2 separate regions of the Homo sapiens genome follow, and region 2 is linked to region 1. A link is an interaction called in ENCODE POLR2A ChIA-PET data of the cell type or tissue named here. Cell type or tissue: Panc1. All regions are shown on one strand.

What was found. ChIA-PET counts read pairs that join two places held together with the same protein. Peaks named below come from ENCODE experiments on the same cell type or tissue, not always from the same donor. Only the 100,000 strongest peaks of a DNase experiment are listed, where the experiment ranks them.
Region 2: POLR2A ChIA-PET joins it to region 1 with 11 read pairs; 2 of 35 experiments call an interaction of 5 or more read pairs at or near these places.

The regions. Positions count from the first base shown.
Region 1 is chr11:7,646,104-7,654,103 of GRCh38, reverse strand. It overlaps PPFIBP2 (PPFIB scaffold protein 2), which reads right to left. Exons shown (of 24, transcript NM_003621.5): 18 at 5,567-5,717; 19 at 5,193-5,304; 20 at 4,869-4,957; 21 at 4,450-4,572; 22 at 3,139-3,264; 23 at 2,260-2,448; 24 at 348-1,080. The coding sequence ends at 886. Among named protein-coding and RNA genes, the nearest start is that of CYB5R2, 23 kb to the left of the region's middle. RefSeq lists an enhancer at 2,032-3,231. In Panc1, no CTCF peak of the experiment used is centred here; no DNase peak of the experiment used is centred here.
Region 2 is chr11:7,971,267-7,979,266 of GRCh38, reverse strand. It overlaps the pseudogene COX6CP5. Among named protein-coding and RNA genes, the nearest start is that of NLRP10, 9.8 kb to the right of the region's middle. In Panc1, no CTCF peak of the experiment used is centred here; DNase peaks (open chromatin) are centred at 1,516 and 1,796; H3K4me3 peaks cover 392 bases; H3K27ac peaks cover 2,937 bases.

The sequences.
Region 1 (8,000 bases):
CTCCCCACCATCCCCTTCACTGGGGGGGCTCATGCCACTGAAAGCACTCAGCTTTGAGGTCTGCACGACAGATGGACCCTATGGTCAGGATGTGCATGAGACTTGAAGCCCCCTCGGCTTCACAGAGGGAAGCAAATTCTGAAGCAGTGCGGCCACGGACCTCCTCTGAAGGCTATGGGAGGGGGTCCCGCCTTGCTCTACCCCCCTGGTGAATCCTGAGCATGCACCTGGCTGAGGACTAGGCTCAGTGCCACCGGCTCTTCAGCTCTGCAATCCGTAGGACTCCATTTCCAGCTACCCTCAGCTCTTTTTCCCCAACAAAGTTAAAGATATGGTGAGCTGCTTGCTTTCCGCATAAATATTGCTTTTATTACAAGAAAGAAGAGACCACCTCTGAAGTAAGGCACAACACAATTCCATTGTCACTGTGGCAGAAGTCCCTGTTGCTCATCCCTTTGATCTCAGCCAAGACTGTGGTCCACGGGCCTAAGGCACTTGAGCTTTTCCCTCAACTGAAGTGTAGGGGGTGCCTGAGAGCTGAGCCTCGTGGGAGTGTCCATGGTCTCTGGACCTGCATCGAAGTTCATGTGTTTCCACTGGTGCTGAAGATGAACATCAAGAATTACTAGACATGTAAAAGTGTCTTTAAGTGTCTTTCCTCCTGAGTCCACCTTTGGCAATGGTCCCCAAAGCCTGGCCCCTTAGAGATGCAGCTCCAGATCCTGGCCACCCTCAGGGTTCAAAGAGACTGGCCCAGGGGTACACAATTGCTGGAATATTCTCTGCGAGTCATGCACACGTGCGGGGGTGAGGTGCAGTTATATGGTGACACACACAGTGTTACTGTGAGCTCTCAGGGTGCACAGAGGGCAGGTGACAAGGGCATCAGCTAATCTGTCCCACCTGGTCCAGCCCATCCAGTTCAGGGGCATCAAGGGGGCTGAGGCCCCGGTAGCCACTGTAGACCCTGTGACTATCACTGACACCGTCACTGGGCTCCATTGGGCAAATGTAGTCCGTCGATTCATCGAACTTCTTTTTTCTTATGTTTCCGAAGTGTGAAAATCCTAGTTTCCTTGGCTAAAACACAGAAAATGCAAGATTATGAGAAGGCAATCAAGGCAGTGTGCAGGTATGACTGACAATATACTTAAAATTTAAGAGCAGGCACTCAAGGAGAGGAATAATGTAAACTGCTCCTAGAAAGACTCTGAACAAAACAGAGCTCTTGGAAGCAATTTCTATGCTGCAGAAAGGCCAATAGGTAAATAATCTTGAACAATAAGAGCTGCCCCTCCAATACTATGCCTGAAACTCATGCCTGGCTGCCCCACCAAAGTGACTTTCTTATTTCCATAGATGAACTGGGAGTTCCTTTAGAATGTACTTGAGGTCTGCATTTGAGGCGAAGCACAGAGAACTTGCCTCAGCACAGCTGCTGGCACCCCAACCCTTTCCCATCTCAGCACCTGGCACCATCTAAAGGCGCGTAGGATAGCCCCAGGTTGCTCCCTGCCCTAGCGTCATCCAGCACTGTTTCTGCCTGACTCCCCCAGACATACTTCCTGTCTTGCTCCCCTGGGGAAGGAGGTCTGTGCCTGAGTTGTAGCTGGGCATGAAGCATCAACACTACCAGGGATAGGACCAGCCTGGCCTCCAGAGGTTGCCTGTTGGTCTGTAGTCTGGGAAGAATGTGGTCTGAGGATGCTGTGGCTCAGGCAGGTCTAAAGGGCTTTGTGGGATTCTGGGAGCCCCAGTGAGTAGTGTTGGTGCTTGAAAGACCTGGGGACCTCTGGGTATCTGTGTGCTGGCCACTTCACGAAACAAGACAAATGGAACCAGCTTCCATTGGAAGCACTTCCTATATCAGCAGGACAGCTTTGACCAAGATCCCACGGCATTGCGGCACGCAGGCAGGCCTGACCGAAGGAAAGCCAGACTCGGAGCGCTTCCGCTCTGCAAGGTGAGTCACAGCAGCAGTGGGGTAGAGGACGAGCTCTAAGCCACCTGAGGATAGGTGCTTCCTGCACATATTTTCTAGGTAAAGAAACCTGCACTGTCTTCCTTGGACTCCAAACTGGTGGAGAACTGGCTTAACAAAGACTGGCCTCACAGACCACAAGCCCACAGCAGAAGCTGAAAGATCCTCTTTGTCCAGGCTGCGCATGCTGCTCTGGCTGTGGGCATCGCGCCAGGTGCTGTGCTGCGTGAGGGCCAGGAGGCAGCCCAGGGCCCACCCAGAAAGGCTCTGCAACTCACCCGGACTTTGGCTGTGGTGGTCAGTGGTGTGTAAGCTGGTGAGGCCATTTTCTCTCGCTTCTCCTGTTCAGCCTCCGGACCAATCAAGGCATTGAACTTGGTGGTCAGGTGGCGCCTGAGGAGCGTCTTTTGTGGGGGGATGTTGAGAAGCATAGCCAGGGTGTCCCCAGTGAAGCGTGGCTCCAGGATCTAAGAAGGAACCAGAGACAAGCCTGGCCAGGAGCAAATACAAATGGCTCGAGGGGGAGGATGCTGAGAGACTGGCCTGTTGGGGCTGGGGGTGCCTCCAGAGGAGGGACAGGAGCTCAGTCACTTGTTCTGAGTCCCACTCCACTCACTGGCTGGCACAGGGCCTGGCTCTGAGCACATACTAGCACATGTGCTGACTGACCACCTTGTTTTCACAGACCAGCAGAGAACTGGGACCTCTTTGGTGAGGCTGTCTCTCAGGATCTTCTCTGGATGACATCCAAGCCACCACACTTCCTCATTTCCCCTCTGGCTTTGCCACTGACAGATCTGAGTAGTGATAGGGATCCTATTGCAGCAAGTGGGAAGCTGCATTTTTACGGCTTCCCCGTCCCTTCCTCAGCCCTGCTGTTCCCTCGCCTTGTAAGCGTTGGTCTCCATGCAACCCATCGACCTAGAATCCTCAAGTCTCATGCCAAGGAGGTGCTGCCAGAAGGCATCTTGCTTCCATGAGGTATATTAATTCTCAAGGACAAGTTATCAAAATACTTTGAGACATCAAATTATGCAAGACCTCCAGATGAAGTACCTATTTTTTTTCGTTAGCTTTTGTGCCTTGTCCTTAATAAATAAGTTTCTGAATATCCCATTTGCACCAAGGCAGGTGGGCTAGGCCAGAGAGCCACTCACAATGAGGCCTCCATGGACTCCACTCCCTCGAAGATTGGGTGCATACTCTGCCAGGTCCACAGATCGTAACCACTCCATCACCCTGTGGTTGGACCACTGTACAACTTCTGAAGGAGAAAGGTTACTCTGTCAGAGGGAGAAGGAGAGTGAGGAAGTTAGGCTTAATAGGTCCCACCATGGTCCTCTGTGGAGTCAGCCCCGGTAAGTAACCCTGCCCCAGACGCATCACAACAATAGAAGGCCCTCAAGCTTAGTGACCCACCCCATCTGCCAGAGCACCAGCCTCCCCAGTTTCTAGGAAATAGAGCTCCCACTGAATCTTTGAAGATCTTCCACACTGAGATATCTGAATCCAGAATTCTGTTACTCCATCATTTTCCAGCTAACTTTGAGACAAATAAATGAGGACATTATAGTTATTCTTTCAGTGATTCAACAGAACTTTAAAGATGACTGTCAATTTTACAATCCAAGTGGTTTATAGATGAAAGATCTCCCTGGTGTGGCCAATGATTTTAGGGGAGCACACCTTAAGGTACTTATTCCTAAGTGCTCTCACGTAGCACTGTGGTCTTAAAAATGCACAGCGCTGTGCCTGACATATACAAGACATTCAAAACATGTTGGTTGAATAAGGAGAAAATAGGAGATAGACAGCAAAGGTAGCAGCCCAGGAAGCTGAGTTAATTTTACAGCAAGGTTAGACCTAGTTCCCAGGAACAGAGGAGATAGGATGTGACTGACAATCTTCAGTTTGGGGGTCCACCAAGAACTCCGAAGTTCATGGAACATAATCAGTTATTTCTTCAAGACTTGGGGTGCTGTTATTTACGTATACTATTTCTTCTCTAGCAAGACTACTCATGGATCCCCTGTACCTGGGCCTGGAAGTCAGTTAATTTTGGATCTACAAGTAGGGATACCTATTCTGAAATGTCTAGCTTCTACGGGCTCCTCTTCCCCCTCCTCTGTCTCTTCTCTTCTCTTCTACTGTGACACCCATCTTTCCATTTTGTCTTTCCCTCCCCCTCTCCTTTGCACCATCTCCTCATCTCCTTTAATCACTATGATGACTTTATAGCATGTGTCTCCCCAGTGGAGGGTGGGAGCTTAGAGGTCTATGGCTACTGTGAGACACAAAGTGCAGGTAACGGATGTTTGGGGCAACAGGAAGCACAAGCAAACAAAAGAATCCCAGGCACCATGGTGCAAAAAACAGTGCTTTTATGATGTCATTCTTGTTTGCTCATGCTCGATGTTTCAGGGGTCCTGGCTCAGGGCTACCTGGAGAGATACTATTTGTGGTCTCACCTCATCAGCTGGCCGCCGGTGCAGGCAGTGGGGGTTGAACTTGTTGACATGCAGCACGTGAATGGCACATTTGATGCTGAGATGATGTAGTTGGCTGGTGACTTTTAAGAAGAGTAAATCGTTCTGAAAGAGGAAAGTTTGGTTTATAAACCAGAGTTTCCAAAGTGACAAAAGACCCCTGATGTCCCTCACCAGACCAAGCATAGACAAGTCAACCACATCTCAGGAAGGTGCACGTGGAGACACCAATAGCTTATCACAGTGGTTTGTACTCTGCTACTTGGGACCTCTTTTGTGACAAATGATACTATTTCAAGGCCTTAAGAATATATGGAATCAAGTTTAAAATAACCACCATGGGTACACGTGAGCTGAGTGCTCACAGGGACAACTGAAATATTTAAAGAAAAAGTCCTCACCACAGTTAGGTATTGCAGCATTCGTCTGTCAACTCTAGATTCATGAAACTGGTCTTTGTACTGGGGTAAGCCAATATCATCAAGCCACCCTACAAATACAAAAACCCCAGATGTGTCAGGATTCATGAGAATGAGAGAATGTAGACACCAAAAAAAGGGGAGCAAATTATATTTTGAGGTTCGTTTTATTCCCCCAAAAGTTTAGTAATTCCTCTGCTTTTTACAAGGAGACAGCTGTCCTTGAGGTACCCATTTAACAGGAAAATTCTTTCTACTCTTAGTTGCTGCCAGAGACATTCTTAATACATATATGCCTATCCTTACTTGTCACCCAAATGTGGTCTAGCAGTGCAGACTTCTCCTCCTGTTTGGTGTTGATGGCTTTCACTGCTAAAACAAGCTTCTTCCTGTGGAGTGGGTGCTTAATTCCTAGCTCCTGAAATTAAAAGATGAAGACCACATGTGAAATTTTGGCAGGCAATTTGGCCCTCAGAGAAAGCTGTGTCTGGGTGGAGATGCTCTGAGTATGGCAGTGTATCTCCACACCGTGCCCTGGGATGCCAACCTGCAGCTACAGAGGAACTCTCAGCCTCCTCCATCCATCCTCCTGTGTGTATGTGTGACAGGAGTGGCGGACCCTGGCCTCCCCATGCTTTGGGGAGAAATGGGAGCCTCCTCTCCCCAAGCTGAGCCCTTACCTTTTCCATGTCCTGAGGGGTGGCTGTCAATAAGGTGTGGCCAGAAGATACCCACTGCCTGGCAAAGATCACATACTGAGCCAGGCCAAAGTCCTCCAGCCATGCACACACACGCTCTGTGCTCCACTGGGCAAAGGGGGCATTGGCGTCACTGGGAAGCAGGAAAACAGCATATTCCTGTTAGTGGGAGAGCCTGAGGTTCTGAATCTAATCATGTCTCACAAACAAAAGAAAAGAAAAGAAAAAACAAAACAAAAAACCTGTTTTTTAACAAACAACCTCCATCATGGGATTCTGCTGAACAAAATTCCACTACAACACACTCATAGGAGGTAGACCCTAGAGTTTTCTTAATAACACAAGATCTGAATTTCAAATCTCAGGCTACTTAGAGAATGGGGCAGCCTGTATGGCCCTCCTGAGATCATGTTCACATGTCCTAGGTCCGCATACACACATATACATGCCACAAGTCCAGAGCTGTGGCCTCATTAGGCGGAATCATCTTTTTAGGAAAATGCTTAGAAAACTACTTTTCTTAGCATTTAAGAGGGTCAGTTCTCTTAACATTAAAAAGAAAAAAAACAAAACACCCAAAACTAAAAGCAAAAACTTGCCAATCAACAACAGCTAGCACATTACTTATTAACAAAACAGGAGGAACATTCACATTAAAGTCAATAAAAGGACAATATATTTTTCATCAGTACTAACAACACTGGTCTGAGAGTCATAGCCAGTATTAGAGATAAATAAGAACAAGAAGTATAGCTATTAGGCAGAAATAAAGCCATTCTTTACAGATGTCAGGACTGCCCATTTAGAAAACCCAAGAAAGCTCAGTGAGGTGGCCACTTACGAAATACACATATAAACATATGTAACGTATGTTACATACAAAGATCAATAATTTTCTAATACCATCAATGCACAGATACTAATGCTACTGTTAAAACAATTTAAAAATCCCACTCATAGCAACCAACATTATAAAACGTCTAGGAATTGCCTTAACAAGAGATGTTTGGCCTTGTGTGATTATGTGTGGGGATTGCGGGGGTGGGGAGAGGTATTGACTGCAGCAGTCAACTGAGCTAGATAAAAAAGGACATGAATAAATGAAAAGCTAGATTATGTTCCTAGACAGGATGACTGGGTTTTATAAAGCCATCAATTCTTAAAGACATCCATTTTTCATTTAAAGTGTGAATAGCACACTAAAAATCCCAATAGAGTCATTTTTTTAGGGGGGATTCGACAGAGCAACTTTATGTTCATAAATGAGGATTTATAGAATATCGTAGATATTCCTTCAAAGACCAGAAAGATTCCTTCAAAGTACCCCTAACATATTAGATTAAAACATATTTTTTTAAATGCCTGGTTGAGCTGTTGTTAAAGTGAGGGAATTCCTCAAAGGATAAGCATGATAAGAATGCCCCATTTTAGATCAAATGTTAGAGATAATGTATACCCTGGGGCAGGGACTGATCAATCATAATCTGGAACCTGGGCTTTCATGGGTCCTGAAAATATTTTACGAGGCCTGGAACTTACAAACTTTCTCTTCAAAATAGTATAAAATTTGAATATACAATTAGAAACAAAGGGAATATTTAGAATTAGAAAACAAGCCACAAAAAATTGCAAGTTTTGCAAAACTGAAAAAAAAATCACAAAATCTAGAAATATTTCATTATATAAAATCTTGATGTACCTCTATAGTTTGATTCTTTTTTGAGACAGGGTATTTGTTATTTCAGAGATGGGGTATTTATTTTAGAGACAGGGTGTTAGTAATTAATTATTTTTAGAGATGGGGTCTGGCTTTGCTGCCCAGGCTGGAGTGTAGTGATGTAATTACAGCTTATTACAGCCTTGAGCTCCTGGGCTCAAGCAATCCTCCTGCCTCAGCCTCCCAAGTAGCTGGGACTACAGGTCTGAGCTACTGTATCCAGCTATAGTACTTCTTTACTCTTGTATTTTGGGTGGATACTCTTTGACTGCTTCTTTGTATGTCCACAACTTTATAATATATTCTATGACAACAGACGGTTGATTTAGTCTTTCTTCTAGCATGACTGATCAATATTTATCTTCTATGACAATAGTTAAGAAGTTTTATCTTCACAATTTATAACTGGTATTGTCACGTACATTTTTAGAATCATTTAAATTTAGAAAGGCCTCTATCAAATGTCTTTTATATGTGAGTTGTAAAACTATAACGCATTCAAGTTTTCTAACGCTATGGCTAATCTTAAACATTCTTTGAATTGACAAAGTTCATTTAACTCATGTGTTGTCTATGTCCTTGCGGCAGTACATGAGTTTTATGTTATCTTTGTCACTGTCAGTACATCATGTAAACTCAGCAAGAAATTTCAACCTTTTCCCAATGGATTCATATCATTCATCTTATATGAACAACAAT
Region 2 (8,000 bases), 330 kb before region 1:
TTTCTCTCTGTAACTTTGTCAGTTTTTGTTTTACCACATACTGAGTTATTTTGAATCTAATTAGGTTATTACATGCTTAGAACTGTTAAAATTTTCTAGTGAATTGGACCTTTACCATTGTGTGTTGACTGTCTTCAACTCTAATGATGCTTTTGTCTTTTTTTTTTTTGAGGGAGTCTCACTCCGTCACCCAGGCTGGAGTGCAGCGGTACGATCTCGGCTCACTGCAACGTCTGCCTCTCGGGTTCAAGCAATTCTCCTGCCTCAGCCTCCCGAGTAGCTAGGATTACGGGCACGTGCCACCACGCCCAGCTAATTTTTTGTATTTTTAGTAGAGATGGGGTTTCACCGTGTTAGCCAGGATAGTCTCGATCTCCTGACCTCGTGATCCGCCCGCCTTGGCCTCCCAAAATGCTGGGATTACAGGCATGAGCCATTGTGCCCGGCCGATGCTTTTGTCTTAAAATCTATTTTGCTGAAATTAGTATAGCTACATCATAGTCACGTGTAGTGGTGTGTACCTGTAGACCCAGCTACTCACAGGCTGAGGTGGAAGGAGGGCTTGAGCCTAGGTGTTTGAGGCTGCAGTGAGCTATGATTGCACCACTGCACTCCAGCCTGGGCAACAGGGTTACCCTGTCTTGAAAAATAAATAAAAATAGACTGGTTATATTTCAGGACTATACATTCTTCCTAAAATGTGAATTTCCTCTTTTGTCTGGTTCTAAAGTGGAATAAATGATCCATTTCTTTGTTTGTTATCCTTACTAAACTCTACATCTTTTCAGGCATGGATCACGTTGTTTTCATATTTGACCTTCTAGTACCTACCTCATAGTTTATTTATTTAAAAGTAAATAAATAAAAATATATATAGCTACACTAGATTTCCCTTGATTAGCATTTTCTCACATATATTTTCCTCATATTTTTTTTTACTTTCAACCATTCCATATCTTTATGCTTGAGGTGTAACTCTTATAAACACATATAGCTAAATATTTAAACAATTTGATCTGTTTCTCTCTTTGCATTGGCAAGTCTAGTCCATTAGCATTTTCTATGTTGAGTATTTGGACTAATTTCTTACATTTAATTTTTGATTTTTATTTGGTTCACTTTTCTGTGTTCTTTTTAATTTTTAATTTTTGTATTTTTAGTGGAGATGTGGTTTCACCATGTTGTCCAGGCTGGTCTCAAACTCCTGACCTCAAGTGATCCACCCAACTTGGCCTCCCAAAATGCTGGGATTACAGATGTGAGCCACTGTGCCCAGCCCCTGTGTTGTCTCCATTCCTTATATTTGGCCTTTAAATGGGGTTATTGATTGATTGCATGTTCTTATTTTTCCTGTTTCTCTACTACTTAGGAAGCACATATTCCAATTTTAGTGTTTTAATTATAGCTCTTGATTTTATCATGCATTTTTTTCATATTTGTTAATCTATCAAAACAAACTATTCCTTTGCCCACATATTCATGTTTCACAGTTCAGGAACGTAGGCCAGTGACAAACTTCCATGGAACACAATCCCCAGAAATTCTTTACATTCCAATATCACTTTGCATTCCAAAAGATACCAACCTTTTTCATCTCTTCAAAATCATTTGTAGAATTATAATTTCTGCAGAAATCTATATATGCCTTATTTCATGGTTTAGCCACAACAAACTTATAGATAGTTGCAACTCCTAGGACACAACAAATGCTGCAACAGTATGAAATGGCAGATGCTTGGCCAAAAGGCCAAAAACCTTGAGGTTTCATCAAGGCACTGGAAGCTATGATAGTCATGGTATTGCATCATCCTCTGCAAGTTCCTTCCAGATGGACAGAGAAATAGGCATTGCTATTGCACCAGCTGCATGCAGGTGCAGAAGTTATTATGCATTTTTAATGCATTAACTCTGTTTAAAGAACGGCACCGATGATGTTAAAAGGACTTTAAAATGCTTTCACTTTGGTATTTCCCGTTCTGATTTATACACTGTTGTTCATTATTTCCCGTGGGTGGAGGAACTAGCCACATGATGTAAACACTATTAGTATTATATTTATAAGGCTAACACCCAGTATGTTTCAATTTGCTTACCTGTTTACCACTTTCTCTGTACACTATTTCTTCTTGTCTTTCTAGGACAAGACTTTATTCTAAGACCTTTTTTTTTTTTTTTTTTTTGAGATGGAGTCTCACTCTGTCACTAGGCTGGAGTGCAGTGGGGCGATCTTGGCTCACTGCAACCTCAGCCTCCTGGGTTCAAGCCATTCTCATGCCTCAGCCTCCTGAGTAGCTGGGACTACAGGTACACACCATGCCCAGCTAATTTTTTTTATTTTTTATTTTAGTAGAGACAGGGTTTCACCATGTTGACCAGGATGGTCTTGATCTCCTGACCTCATGATCCGCCCACCTCAGCCTCCCAAAGTGCTGGGATTACAGGCGTGAGCCACCATGCACAGCCTGTTCTAAGACTTTCTTCTGAAATCTTTTCACCTACTTGAAGTAAAGCTTTTTCTCTCTTTTTTTTTTAGAGCAGTTCCCTTGGTAGTCCACATTTTTAAAAACTGTGAAAGTGGTTTGCTTTCATTCATTCATTCATTTTTTTTTTTTTTTTAAGGGACAAGTTTTCGCTGTATTGCCTGGGCTCAAGGGAACCTCCCGCCCCAGCCTCCTGAGTAGCTGGAATTACATGCACATGCCACTGTGCCTGGCTTGATTTCATTTTTGAAAAACAGTTTTCCTGGATGTACAATTCTAAATTAGCAGTTATAATATCTTAGTACTTTCAAAACATTCTGCCATCTCTGGCTTCTTTTTTGCTTTGTTGTTTCTTTGTGGTCCTTTCTTTCTGGATGCTTCAAGATCTGTTTGTCTTTAGAGTCTGCTGTTCCATTGTGATGTATTTTAAGGTGGCTTTCTTTTTATGTATTCTGCTTGGGATAAATTGTTCTTCTTGGATCTATAGATTCGTGGTTTTGTTTTTTTTTTTTGGTTCGGGAAATTTACAGCCATTTGCTTTTTTTTTTTTTTTTTTGAGACAGAGTTTCTGTTGCCAGGCTGGAGTGCAGTGGTGTGATCTCAGCTCACTGCAACCTCTGCTCCCTGGGTTCAAGCAAGTCTCCCACCTCAGTCTCCTGAATAGCTGGGATTACAGACATGCACCACCATGCCTGGCTAATTTTTGTACTTTTAGTAGAGACAGGGTTTAGCCATGTTGGCCAAGCTGCTCTCGAACTCCTGACCTCGAGTGATCCACCTGCCTTGACCTCCCAGAGTGCTAGGATTACAGGCATCAGCCATTGCGCCCGGCCCATTTGCTCTTAATATTGCCTCTCCTGACCTTATTCTCCATGTCTCTTAAGCTTTCATATTTTCAATCTGCTATCCGTTTATGCTGCTGTCTGGATAAATTCTTTGGCCATAGCTTCAGCTCTCTAATTCTGACTTCAGCTGCTATCTGTTCTGTATATTGAATTTTAGATTTCAATAATTATATTCTTCATCTGTAGAAGTTCTATTTTATTTTCTTTCTTTTTCATATAAAAGGATTTTTAAAACAAATCTATTTTTTCTTATTTCTTATAAGCTTATTTTTGTAATTACATCCTTAAATTTTAAAAACATTTTCATACGAAGCTGATAAATGTAACATCTATAATTCTTAGTGGTCTGAATCTGTGTCTCTTCTTTCTTTCTTTCTTTTCTTTTCTTTTTTTTTTTTTTTTGAGACAGGGTTTCACTCTTGCCGAGGCTGGAGCGCAGTGGCATGATCTCGGCTCACTGTAGCCTGGACCTCCCAGGCTCAAGTGATCATCTCACCTCAGCCTCCTGAGTAGCTGAGACTACAGGCATGTGTCATCACGCCTGGCTAATTTTTGTAGAGATGAGCCTTCACCATGTTGCCCAGGTTGGTCTTGAACTCCTGAGCTTAAGTGATCCACCTGCCTTGGCCTCCCAAAGTGCTGGGATTACAGGCGTGAGCCACCTTGCCTGGCCTGAATCTATGTTTCTTGTTTTTATTTATTCTTATTCAGACTTTCAAGGCTATGAGTTCATTTCTTGGTTTTTGAGCGATAGTTGTTGAGGCCTAAATTGGGGAGGCTTTCCCCCAGAGACAGTTTGCTTCTCTTTCTTCTCTTGGATGGAGTCACTTTAGACTTTTTAGAAGACTTTGACTAAGAAAGGGTGGTCATGCTTAGCTTTACGACTTCTCTGCAGTTCTGAAGTTCTGATACCCACATCAGTGTTGCTAGAGAACTCTGGCCTCAGGGGCACCTCTCCTCTCCCTTCTTCCCTCCCTGCAAAGCTGGCTGCCTGCTACCCTGTTTTCAGCCCCCAGGTTCCCCCTCTCTGCAGGCTCAGCTCCTGGCCACCTCACCCTGGCAAGGACATTCCTTCCCAGGCTCCTGTGTGGTCCCTCCCTGATTCCTATCCATGAAGAGGTGTGTCTCCTCTCTACTGGCCTTGCACATTCCAGGACTAGCTCACAATTATCTGTTTGGTTGCGGGAGTAAGTGGTCCTTGCAGACTTCTCTTAGGTTTGTAAGATTAACAGTTTAGTTATCAGAGCTCATTCTTTTTTTAATTAATCAACATTACTGAGGTATAATTTATTTATTTTTTTAAGCATAAATATTTTTATTGTAAACTGAAACAATATGCAGTATAGAGTAGAATTAGGTTTGAGTTCTAGCTCAATCACTGACTAATATATATATTTTAAATTTTATTATTATTATACTTTAAGTTTTAGGGTACATGTGCACAACGTGCAGGTTTGTTACATATGTATACATGTGCCATGTTGGTGTGCTGCACCCATTAACTCGTCATTTAGCATTAGGTATATCTCCTAATGCTATCCCTCTCCCCTTCCCCCCACCCCACAACAGTCCCCAGTGTGTAATGTTCCCCTTCCTGTGTCCATGTATTCTCATTGTTCACTTCCCACTTATGAGTGAGAACATGCAGTGTTTGGTTTTTTTGTCCTTGCGATAGTTGGCTGAGAATCATGGTTTCCAGCTTCATCCATGTCCTTACAAAGGACATGAACTCACCATTTTTTATGGCTGCATAGTATTCCATGGGGTATATGTGCCACATTTTCTTAATCCAGTCTATCATTGTTGGACATTTGGGTTAGTTCCAAGTCTTTGCTATTGTGAATAGTGCCGCAATAAACATACTTGTGCATGTGTCTTTATAGCAGCATGATTTATAATCCTTTGGATATATACTGAGGTATAATTTATAATACAACAAACTGCCTCCATTTAAAGTGTATAGTTCAGGCTGGGCGTGGTGGTTTACACCTGTAATCCCAGCAATTTGGGAGGCCGAGACAGGCGGATTACCTGAGGTCAGGAGTTCAAGATCAGCCTGGCCAACATGGTGAAACCCCGTCTCCACTAAAAATACAAAAATTACTCAGGTGTGGTGGCACATGCCTATAATCCTAGCTACTTAGGAGATTGAGGCAGGAGAATCACTTGAACCCGGGAGGCGGAGGTTGCAGTGAGCTGAGATCGTGCTATTGCACTCCAGCTTGGGTGACAGAGTGAGACTCTGTCTCAAAAAAAAAAAAAAGTGTAGAGTTTAGTGAGTGTCGAGAAAGTCTTGGCCTATGTATCCACCACCACAGTCAAGACATGGAACATTTCCTCACTCCAAAAGTGCCATGGGCTCCTTTGTAGTACCCCATGTCATACCTGGCCATGGGCAACCACTGCTCTGCATTATGACAGACTAGTTTTCCTATTGTAGAATTTCATATAAATGGAATAATAAAATTTGAATTCTTTTTTTTTTTTACAACCAGCAGCTAGGAAACAACTTGAATTCTTTGTGTCTGCTCCTTTCACACAATACAATTGTAAAATTTATCAATGCATTGTGTCTATCAAATGGTTCATCGCTGAGTAATATTTTATTGTATGAATGTACTATAACTTGTTTTTCCACTCACTTGTTGATGAATACTTGATTTGTTTCAGATTTTCAACTGTTATGAATAACGCTCTTTGGAACGTTTGTGTAGAATTCTTTGTGAAGACGTATGTTTTCTTTCTTCTGGGGTAAATACCTAGGCATGGAATGGCTAAGTCATAGGACAGGGAGTGCTTAACTTTACAAGAAACTGTCAGATCAATGAGTTCAGTGTGATGGTGCGTGCCTGTAGTTTCAGCTACTTGGGAAGCTGAAACAGTAATATGGCTTGAGCTCTGGAGTTGGAAGCTGCAGTGAGCTATGATGGCACCACTGCACTCCACCCCGGGGCAACAGAACAAGACTCTGTCTCTAAAATAATACTAATAATAAACTGGTTGTAATATTTTACATTCTCACCAAAAGTGCATGAGAGTTTTGTACAGAACTCATTCTTGAGATTGAAAGGCATGGGCATCTGAACACGCCACACCAAAATATGCCACTTAAGCATGTTCATTATTTTGATCTGAAGGGAACTGAAAAACAGCAGATTCAGAAAGGGCTGTCTGCTCTTCCCATTTCTACCTAAAAGCAGGGCATAAATTTCCCATGAGAAAGGTTTTCCTAGGAAGGAGAGAACATTCTTATCACTGGAGATGGGAGGTCAATGCTGAGATATGTTTGCCAAGCAAAACTTCCTAAAGTAACCCTTATTTTTCATTAGTTTTCCCCATATACCCCCTAGTTACTTTCCCAGAACTTGCTACCCCTAGAATTCCATATCCTTTTCCTTTGCCTTGTCACTTCTCCAAAAATTTACAGCCCTTGGTTAAAATGGTATACAAGCCTTTGGGTCTAACTGCTTCTTTGGGGTTTTCACTTCTTGTCTGTGAGGTCCCTGATGCTATGTAAAATTGTTGACATCAAATAAAATTTGTATGATTTCTCCCGTTAATCATAATTTTTTTTTTGTCAATTTAATCTGTAGGTCTCAGTTTAAGAACCTAAGAGGGTAGAGGAGAAGTTTTCCTTTCCCTACAAGGTAAAAAATTAAAAAAAGTTTAGAGAATGATGGCTTTTGCCATGATTGTCACAAGGAGATTGCTGGGCTGGAGAGATGATATGGTGTCTGGAATCACAGTGTTGTATAGTATTCCTTTCTCTCTCTCTCCTGCTGGGCCAGACCCCAAGATTTGATTACCATGGGGCTTCTTGCTCATGTGTACTGTGCACTTGGATGCAACAAACCATTCACTTACAACCTTACATCACAATGTGGCTCTGATGGATCCTGGCCAGCACTTCCTAATCTCTGCTTTCTATCCCTGGGGAAACTGACTTCCTCCAACTTCAATTCCATTTCTCATTTATAGATGTTGCCTTTCATGTCAGAATCTTGCTCTAACTTCCAGCTTCTCTGACCAGATTTCATGCTCCTCTTCCTTTATTTGGCTTCTTTGGGTAATCCCTCCCTGGTTTCATCTCACCATAGGCCCTTTTATTGCAGTGCAGGCTGCACCCTCATCAAATTTCCCTCAGTCCTGTGATCAAGCCCCAGAAAAGCAGTCCCGAGCAGGCCACAGCACCACCCTCCAGCCTGAACACCGAGATGTATTCGAGGGCCTAGGCCTTATCTTTCACCCTAGAGACTTAGGAACATGCTATAGAAAGCAGCCATCAGAGTTGTCCAGATGACCACTGTAATTTTATCATGTGCTTTGCCAGCCTGCCTGTACTCCTTACTGCCATCTTGCTAGCACTGGCTATGCCACTGGGGGAGTTTGAAGGCCTCCTTCTCCTTGAAGGTGTGAAAGGAAAATAAAGTTATTAGAAAACTGCATTCAAGGACACCTGTCAGAGTCCTATAGCTGATTATAAAAAAAAAAAATCTTTTGAAAAGGATAAAAGTGAAACAACTGTGGATGACAAGTCTTAGAACAGTCATAAAGACACAATTGACAAGGAAATTTGGTTGCTTTTGTGGCATACAACAATTTTACATTATCATAATTACTACTGTTAACATATGCTAAGACATATCAGAATCACAGGAATTTCATACAATGCGGG